2 separate regions of the Homo sapiens genome follow, and region 1 is linked to region 2. A link is an interaction called in ENCODE POLR2A ChIA-PET data of the cell type or tissue named here. Cell type or tissue: GM12878. All regions are shown on one strand.

The links. Peaks named below come from ENCODE experiments on the same cell type or tissue, not always from the same donor. Only the 100,000 strongest peaks of a DNase experiment are listed, where the experiment ranks them.
Region 1: POLR2A ChIA-PET joins it to region 2 with 5 read pairs; 2 of 35 experiments call an interaction of 5 or more read pairs at or near these places.

The regions. Positions count from the first base shown.
Region 1 is chr13:38,756,717-38,761,716 of GRCh38, reverse strand. The region is part of intron 2 of FREM2 (FRAS1 related extracellular matrix 2); the gene reads right to left. Among named protein-coding and RNA genes, the nearest start is that of FREM2-AS1, 68 kb to the left of the region's middle. In GM12878, no CTCF peak of the experiment used is centred here; no DNase peak of the experiment used is centred here.
Region 2 is chr13:38,821,724-38,826,723 of GRCh38, reverse strand. The region is part of intron 6 of FREM2 (FRAS1 related extracellular matrix 2); the gene reads right to left. It overlaps FREM2-AS1 (FREM2 antisense RNA 1), which reads left to right. Exons shown (of 2, transcript NR_146963.1): 2 at 4,622-5,000. Among named protein-coding and RNA genes, the nearest start is that of FREM2-AS1, 3.4 kb to the left of the region's middle. RefSeq lists an enhancer at 2,016-2,205. In GM12878, no CTCF peak of the experiment used is centred here; DNase peaks (open chromatin) are centred at 2,173 and 4,378; H3K27ac peaks cover 224 bases.

The sequences.
Region 1 (5,000 bases), 65 kb after region 2:
AAGCAGCTGCAGCTGCTCCAGCCCTTTCATGTCTTTGTGGTTCTGCAGCTGTTCTCTTATTGATTACTCTGTATAGTTGTGCACTTTAGTGGGTATCCTCTCATATTTAATTGTATTAATTTACTAATTGTACTAAATTGTACTAATTTACATCAATAATTGACAGTATCCATTCTTTCATTATTGCCAATACTTGTTCTCATTGTTTTTAAAAAATATTTTAAAAAATTATTGTGTTTACGTTCCATTAATTGGAACATCATCTAGAAAGTAATAGAAAAGATAGAATAACATGCAATTGATTAAATTAGTACATAAAACAGCTCTGATTTCAAAACAAATTATCAGATGAAAACACCTTTATGCCACACTCCTGTCCACTTTAAACTGTGGTCCCAGCAAGCCTAGGTTTCATTCCAAACTTCTTGTCATGCTCTACCAAGCTTTTTCTTGTCCATTCTAACACCTATGACTTCACATCCTATCACTTCCCCTTAAAGAGAAATATCCATCCTCTCACATCCAACCTCTCACTCTTTTCTGAACAAAGGTGGCTGTTTTTGTATGTGCTGTATCTTCTGCCCAGGACATCCTTAGTTTTTCTCCTCTTCCTGGGAATCCCTATTCCTCTAAATTTTAACAATTCTTAGCTAATTTTAAGATTTGATTCTAACCCTTTCCTGAGATATTCCAGAAAATATCATTCTCTTCTAAATATGGCACATTTTAAGAATATTGAGTCACTGAGGGCTTCTCTTTTCAGTTTTTATAAAACAGCAAGCCCAGTGCAAACTCCAGCCCTCTCTACCCCTTTATTCTGGTTAGTTTTTCTCTACGGTACTTTCCAAAATCTTATATCCTATATATATTTACTATTTTTTTTTTGTCATTTTCTGTGTTCTCCCACTGCAACACATGATCCAGGAGTTCTGGGAGCTCATTTAACTTATTGTTAGAAAAACATCTATTGCATCAATTAGAAACTCTAATGTCTTGGCTGAAAGTTTAGTGGTCCTTCATTTATTGAGCAACATAAATTTTCTATGTAAACATAACATATCTCTTTCATTACTGAATCTTTTTATTAAAAAACAGTAATTGGTTTAATGACACTCTTTCTAAAATGTTTGCATACTTCTTGAAAGATTTTAAGTGATACATAAATGTGAATTATTGGAATTTGTGTTTCTCTAAATGACACTCCCAGGGATTATTGATGACTAAAGGGCTATTTAACCCTTCCACTTCCTTTGTGGATGGTTTTAGAGATACCTAATTTCATCTCTACTTATATATCTGTAAAAATTATTTTCAGGTTTGTGCCTATGTTCTGAAAGGACGAAGTTGCCAGGTTACTGGTTAATCAGAGGTTTCGAATGACACATAGCTGAACAGTTTGCTAGTATTTCATATGTACAACCACCACCTTGAGATTTTACTTCAAAATAAAATTCAGAAAAAATATAAAGAAGCTTTGCTTTGTAAGACAGGGAGATGGCCCAAAGTAACTATCATAGAAAATTTAGAATTCCCACTAACACTGGGATTTTAAACCAGAGAATATAAATGAAACAGATACTTAACTAGAAAATATGCAGTCTATAAAGCTTAAATCTGAATGGAATTAAATACTACATAACTCTTCTGTACATTACACATGTGAATCAGATTTGGTTTCAGAATTTGTAAAATCTTAGGTACTCACTTCTTACGCAAGAGTGATATAGAGATTTGAGGAACCAAGCTGTAACTTATTGTAACTCTCTTTACTAAAACTGTGACCTTGTATAATTGAACTCTGTATTTTATTGAAAGAATAGAAAGATACCTTATTTACTAATTTGTTACCTATCACGTAAACTCCTCTAAAACCTCAATTCATGGAAATAATAAACATTGGCACTTTAACAAAAGCTACAGCTTACTGAACGTGAAATTATAGATGAAGTTAAATAACGTTAAAAACTGACAAATTTTTACTTAAACAAAATTTGTTGCCTTTCTAAAATAGATTCTGTCATCTATGGTGCATGAGGAGCTAGTCTCAGCACCTCATTGGAAAAAAATTAAAGTCCATGACTCAAGTCATAAATCCACACAACAGGTGCCTGACAGCTGATAACCACACTCCCAAATGCTCTGTCTTCAAATCCTGACACCAAAGCCATTAAGGTTTTGATGAAAAGACCTCTTTTGAACTTATCCAGCTGGTCTTTAGACTTCTTCATTTTCTTCAATTCAAACTCAGTCGTTTTTTTTTTTTTTTAGAATAACAAAGAATACCAAACTCCAATTAGCCCTCCCTAAAAGCTCAGGGCTGCCCGATCTCTCTAAAGACAAAGCATTTAATCTTCAATAATATGAAACTAGTGCCACAATTTTGACTTGTATTTGATAAAGGGGACGTGTCCATTCAGCTTTGACAACAAATTTCTTCTTGGAGAATAGTTACAAATAGAAAATATTGTTGGTAATTTCTAGCTTGGTAAAATCTCATTTGCCCAGAATAAAGTTCAGCTTCAAAGCTGAATTGAAAATCAACTCTACAGAAATTTTTAAAAGCTGGATGTAGTCCTTTAAATCAGCAATAGATATAGATATTTATATGAGAAAAGATTAAGATAATAATATTATTACCTACCTTATTGGGGAAATTAGATCATTTGATTTTCGTTATTGTTTTAGAGACATGGTGTCACTCTGCTGACCAGGCTGGAGGGCAGTGATGCTATCACAGCTCTCTGCAGTCTCAAACTCCTGGGCTCAAGTGATCCTCCCACCTCAGGCCCCTGAGTAGTTGGGACTATAGGTGTAAGCCACTGCACTGGGCAGATAATTTGATTTTTAAGCAGATTTTTAAGAAGTCTTGTTCTCTTAGACAGCAAGGACGGTGATTAGCAACCATGCAGCTACCATCCAAATCAATGCTAGTGATTATGGTGAAGATCTAAAATTAAAGTTAAAATAAGGGATTCATTTCATTGCCATTTCCGTGATAGGATTACCTTCTCTTGAACTTTGCATTGCCTCAGAATCTTCCATAGGAGAATCTCCTCGAGCTTGTGGAATCCTGTCCTCTGGCCCCTAAAGTCAGACTGACTTCACTCTTTGCTGAAAACCACCTGGTGCAGAGCTGAAGCCGACTTGGCTCTTACCCTGCCCCCAGGGGCTGGCATTCAACTGCGGGAGATGGCACAGGCACCTAGATAATGTGCACAAACTAGAGCCTGGCAAATGCTGTGAGAGGCACTGATAATGAGCTGTGGGAGTTCACAAGAGTGAGGGATTACTGTAGCCTGAGGGGATCAAAGACAAACTCATGGAAGAGATAGTGTTTAAATGGGGGCTTAAGTACAGGGTGGTATTTAGACATTCAGAGAGATGGAGGGGAAGGCGTTCCTGGAAGATTAGGTATAAGAAGAGAGATAAGAAATCCGGTTTAAAAAATAAAAAGGAACTTCAAAGAATTCAATGTGGTAGGCACTAGGACATTTACTAAATATTTAATTCCTTCTCCTCCTATTTAGGAGATTGGATATTAGAGACAAAGAAGGCAAGGTCAAGATACATCTGCAGCCCACCCTGGATCATCCAGAGGTGACTCAGGCACCGAGGGATGACAAGCTTTAGACTATTTGATAATTTCAATAATGATTAGTCCAATAGTAAGGTATTCAAGAATTGCTGCTTATGATAATTGTTCTATCATTTTCTCCCTTCCTTCTGAACACTCCCTCCTCACCATTTCCATTGCCTAACACATTCTGAAAATGAGGCAGCACAAACAAATATGGAGACTTGGTAGAGAAATGTAGAGAAAGAGGAATGGGACCGGGTGTGGTGGCTTATGCCTGTAATCCCAGCACTTTGGGAGGCCTAGGAAGGCAGATCACCTGAGGTCGGGAGTTTGACAGCCTGAACAGCATGGTGAAACCCCGTCTCTACTAAAAATACAAAAGTTAGCTGGGCTTGGTGGCAGGTGTAATCCCAGCTACTCAGGAGGCTGAGACAGGAGAATTGCTTGAACCTGGGAGGTGGAGGTTGCAGTGAGCCAAGATCACACCACTGCACTCTAGACTGGGCAACAGAGCAAGACATCATGTAAAAAAAAAAGAGAAAAAAAAAGAGGAGTGGCATGACAAAGACCCAGGACGTAGAGGGAAACAGGCACAGCACCACGACACACATGGGTTTCCACTGGACACACACAGCTTATAGTGATCTTTTGGGCCATTTTTAGGATAGCCATGTACAAGCACAAAAGAATAAATGAAGCTATGATATCTTAGTAATTGTCACACAAACTACACTGAATTGAGATCAAGTGTGGATTATTTCATACTCTACTCAATATTCAGACAAGCAACGGCCAGATTACATGGAGGTGGAGATGGGTGCTGACAAATATATCAATGTTCACCTTACAAGCCAAGAGTATCACAGTCCACATTACTATGTGTAATTTTGTTCCTTGAGGACATGATATGGTTACATATATACCCATCCCAGGTATATAATGTGGGTATATAATGGGTATTTGTACACAAGTTTCCAAAGACTGAAATTCCTATTCATCTACTATGCAAAAGACTAATATGTGGCTGATTCTCATTATTCCTGGATTCCATATTTACAAACTGCTCTACTCATGAAAATTTATGTTAGCCCCCAAATTAATACACTTGGTACTTTTGTAATCATTCTCAGACACGTGCAGAGGGGCATCAAAAAATTCTCATCACCTGACACTCTGTGCTTTGTTTCAGCTCTCATGCTGTAAAGAAGTATCCTATTCACAGTTTTTTTAGTGCCACATTTTCCATATTTTTCTGCTATTTGTTGGTGATTTTGCTATTTTTAAAAATGGTCCCCAACCAGCCAGGCATGGTGGTTCACGCCGGTAATCCCAGCACTTTGGAAGGCTGAGGCGGGCAGATCACCTGAGGTCAGGAGTTTAAAAACCAGCGTGGCCAACATGGTGAAACCCTGTCTCTACTAAA
Region 2 (5,000 bases):
TTTATTTGGGAATTCCAACAGCTGAATGAAGAAAGATGACGATTAATATGGTGTCAAACACAATCTGTGTGAGGTCTCAGGAATAAAAGCATGTGATTGACACTCAAACAATAAGTAATCTTGACCACAGGCTGCTTGACAACTGACACCTGAACACGCCTGCAGGCAGCACAGGAAGGGACTCCAGAGTAAACAGCAAAAGCGACTCCATTTCAAGTTGGAAGGAATGTGCTCCTTTATTGTGAGATCCTTCTTCCTCGGTTATCCTTGTGTTACTCTATATTAGCAGTCAACGCTATTGCATTGCTTCCTTGCGTTGTTGTACGTGGAAAAAAAAATCATTGTTCTGCAAGCCAGGGGTGCCACTCCCCCTCTCAGTCACTTACGAAATGCCCGACACTGGGGAAATCAACTTCTTTGGTTCTTGTATTTCTGGTCTGCAATATCCAATTTGATCTACGTGAAGTCAGATCTCTAAGCTTTCAGGTCCAAGCTATTCTTCTTGCCCTTCTGGGACGTTTGTGTTTTTCCTGTTGATATGATACTAGTTGGCAGCTATTTCTCTCATTCAACATTTATCCAATTGATTCATGCTTATTTCCTGCAGTCTTTATTGGAAGGATAGTAGGTGCTTCCTCTCAAGGAAAAATAGGAGTTAGAAAACCATTCTTGTCTTTAAGATGGTTTGTGTTTAAAGAGTAACCAAGAAGCTGTAAACATACGCATTATGATTTTTATATGACTTCTTATATCAGATAACATTTTGGCTTTAAAGAGAACAACTTGTTTAATCATTTGAACGTGTATTTTCATTTATAGAGAATAAAAACCTGTCTAATATATTTTTAAAATACAATTTAAAAATAAAGCAAGGCCACTTTCTAGAGTGAAAGGAGCACAGCCCTGAGTCAGGGTGATATGAGTGATGCTCATGGCAGAGCCTGTGAGTGATGGGGGTAAAAGGTAGCTCAGAGAGGAGCCTGGGTAATAGAACTGGACAGCTTAATAAATGGCTGACACAAGGAAATGCCAATTTAAGGCTACTGGTGTTCAGATACATGTAATGTCACTAAGGAGCTGTTCAGCATTTTCATTCTAATAGCTGAATATAAACTGCAGCAGCCAGAGCTTTCTAGGGCAATGACAATGCCTCACTGCAGGCTTTAGGTGGAAGGCTAACCACTGCTTTTCAGAGACGTACCTAGGAAAACTCAAGTAAGCTACAAAGCACATGTTTTGTTCTTAGATGTTTGATATTCTGTGAATATACTACATGTGGGTTTTTTTTTAATAAATAAGGCTTTATTCTTTGTGGTTAATTTTTTTGTATATTATAAAAACAGTAAGTAATAGGAAGAATATCAAGAAAGGTAGTCCTGGCCAACCCTCCTGCCTGCATACATTTAACCACCAATTTATTATCTGTTTTTTGAACACCTATTATGGATCAGGCACTGTGCTCCATACTGGGGATATGATAAAGACACAGCCCTTGTTTTCGAAGAGTTCTTAGTCTAGAAGTTAAAACCGAAAACAAACACAGCATTGCACAGTTGTCTTGGCAGTAATAATAATGACAGCTAAACATATTGGTATTCTAAGTGCTTTACATATATTAACTTATTTATTCTGTATAACAACCCTATGAGGTAGACAGTATTATTGAAACCATCTTCGAAAAAATTATATCAGTGAGAAAATTATGGCAGTGAGGGAGATCTGATCTAGCCCGCCGCCCCCCTCCACCCCCAACCTTTTCTTTAGCTTTCAAGCTGCCTGGGTTTAGGCTGGTTAACTTTGGAAGAGATTTAGTTTATAGTTTAAATGAAAACCGTCCTTCCCCAAAACTCAATTGCCTTTATGAAGCTAATGAGAGACCACCAGCCTACAGGAGGAGAGGAGTCTGAATTCTGATAAGGTGTAACTTCCCCAGTTACTCCTGCAAATAACATCACTTTTCTATTGTAGATAGGCATTTTGTGATATCCTTTCAGGTTTTGTGTGTATCTAACAGCATGGCTCCACCTAGAGCTGCTAACTGGTGGCTCCTGTGGCCCCACCCAGAACCAACTCAGCTCAAGAGGACAGCTTCAATTCCCTATGATTTCATCTCTGACCCAACCAATCAGCAGCAAGCACCCATTGCATAGCCACTCCCACTGTTTCCCTCAAAATACCTTTGGAAAACCCCTAACCTATGAGCCTTTGGTGAGACTGATTTGAGTAATAACTCTATCTCCTACATGGTGTGGCTGACCTCGTGTCAATTAAACTCTTTCTTTCCTAAAATGCCACGGTCTTTATTTGTGTACCGAGCCAGAATAACTCATCAGGCTGTTACGTTATGAGGAAATTGGGGCAGAGAAGGGTTAGATAATTATCCCAAGAACATATACCTTATAAGACAGAGCCAGAATTAGACACCGAGCAATATGGCTTCATAAGCATATCATGCCTCTCCTTGTATGATGTAATTCTAATTGCTTAGATTGTGCTACCCAATTTTACTACTTTATGTGACAAAACTGTCTCTTTCTCCTCACTCTTTCTTCTCTACATAAAATCATCATAACATATCTTTCCCACAATACTACCACTCTGTCCCCTATCACAAGCACCGGTATTTGATCTTAAAGTTTCTTTCTTCCTTTCACTTGAATAATCACTTGAAATGCTCTATCCATTATTTTCATATTCTCAGCTCTCATTAATTTTAAGCTCATTGAAACACGGCCTCATTCTCCAAAACACTCAAGAAATACTCTCTCCAAGTTGGCCAATGCCCTTCTTTTTGCAAAACCCAATTGCATATTGCAAATCTTTGTCTTTATCGTTGAAGAATTTAATACTATGGGCCACAACCTTTTTTCTTGCATCTTCATCCTTTTCTTTCCATATTACTGCTGTCCCCTGGTACTTCTCTCATCTCTTATCTGTTGCTTAATTGTGAATGTTTTCTCTTAAAGGAAGAATAAGATGACCATAAAGTTACTACTTTACCTGCACATGGAAAGTGCTCAGTCACCATAAGTTATTATTATTATTATTTTAATTATTGGCAGCTGAATTTTGAGGCATTAATATGAGTTAGCCAGCTGATGAATGAGGAGGTAGAGAGGGAGAATTTTTCTTCAAGTAGAAGCAGAAATAGAAACTAAAGATAAGTAGACAGCCTCATATGTTTGGGGGCTGCAGAGTTTGCTGTGGTATTGTATGCTGCTTGGAATGAGGAGATGGGGTGAACAAGGAAAGCAGGGAGCCATGGCCAGGCCATGCAGGACCTTGTGGTGGGAGCCTTGTCCTAGAAATTAGCAGGTGAGAGGTGTGCTCAGTGTTAAAAAAGGGGGGAACATGATGATGAAATGTGCATTTAGGGTTCTGGAGGATGAATGGTCTGGTGGAAAGGGGTGGGATATGAGCAAACTGGAAGCAGGCGGCCTAGCTAGTTGGCAAGTGCAAGAATCCAGGCAAGATAGGAAGTTCGTTTGGATCAGGTGATGGCAGTTCAGACGAGGAAAAATAATAAGGATATAATATTTAGAGATATGAAGGAGGTAGAATCAAGGAGTTGGGGTGAGGACTGAGAGGAAGGAATCCAGTACTCATAGAACCATTCACCAAGATTAGGGATAAGCGGGAATAAAACAGGGTAGGGCAAGGACTAAGTGTTCTAATCTATTGAGTTTTTCTCCTGATTTGTTTTGATGCTTTTCAGAATCTAAGACATTAAGTCTGGTAAGATGTGTGCCTACATCACTTTTCTTGCACTGTTTAAAAAGAAGAAGAAAAAAAGAGTTTTCACACATGACAAAATCATTGTGTCTTCCATAATTACATCACAGGGTTTGATGAAGTTTCCTTCTTCACAGAGATGTCAAGGGATGTGTTGAACAGAGTCATAAAATTTTCCTCAGGGAGCTAACCTAACATCTTCTACTGCAAAGCGTTGATTTGTCCTCTCAGTATACTGAACTAGATCGAATACATATTACTATTTAGATATACTGTCATTTTAAAAACTTCAAAATATATGTTGAGGACCAACATCACAGAAAACATGCATGCTAGGTTTGTTGGGAGGATAGCGATCCCCTGGAAAGACTTATAAAACTGTACTGTTTTCAACCCCCTATTTAGCGCAGACAGCATTCCACCAGTTTATGAGATGCAGACCGTGCACGCTAGACCCACAGGCATAAAGCAACACCTAGACCACTTCTAATTTTATCTTGTATTTATAGGATCATCTTGCAGCACTGAGACTGTGAAAGACTGTGGCTTTGGCTTTTTAAAGCCTTCTCTGGCAGGGAGTGTGCTCTCAAAAATTACCCTTCTGAATAAGTGTGATTCTTAAAAAAAAAAAAAAAAAAAAAAAAGAAAGAAAGAATGGGCTCCTTGTTGGCATTTTGACCACAGAGCTTCAGCTCTGTAGTATACTTCCTGGGCCTGTGAAACCCATTGTTTGTGAAACACCCTCAGGGAAATTGAAGCTGAGATATATTTCAGCTCTATAAGGTGTAAAAAGAAAGCTATTTTTTTCCTCTCACAATACCTATATTCTTGCTTTTTAAAAAGGTACACACGAGTAAAGATCTATCAGCTGTTTTATTTCTTTTCACAGGAATGTGTTTAAACTCAGGAACTGCTGAATTGTACTGTAACTTGGCTCATCCCAAATAGTGCAGTTGTCTTCACAATGGAGAGACTGTCACAGCCTAAAAAGACACGTGACTCTGAGCATCAGTTTACTGGCTGCCCACTCAATGATTCAGACTCCTCCATTCTTTGTGTGGAAGAGAACTGGCCTTCCGGGAGCCTGAGGCCAAGTGAGAGAACCTTCTGAAAGCCGTCACTGCATGGGGAGCCTGGACTTACCCTTTGCCTTGTTGGAGCTGTTTGTCTATTTCCGTCTCGAAGTTCTCTATAGATTGGGCTAGTGTCTTTCACCACTGTGTCCTTAATGTCCTGGAGACTGCCCGCCACTTAGCAGGGGCCTATAA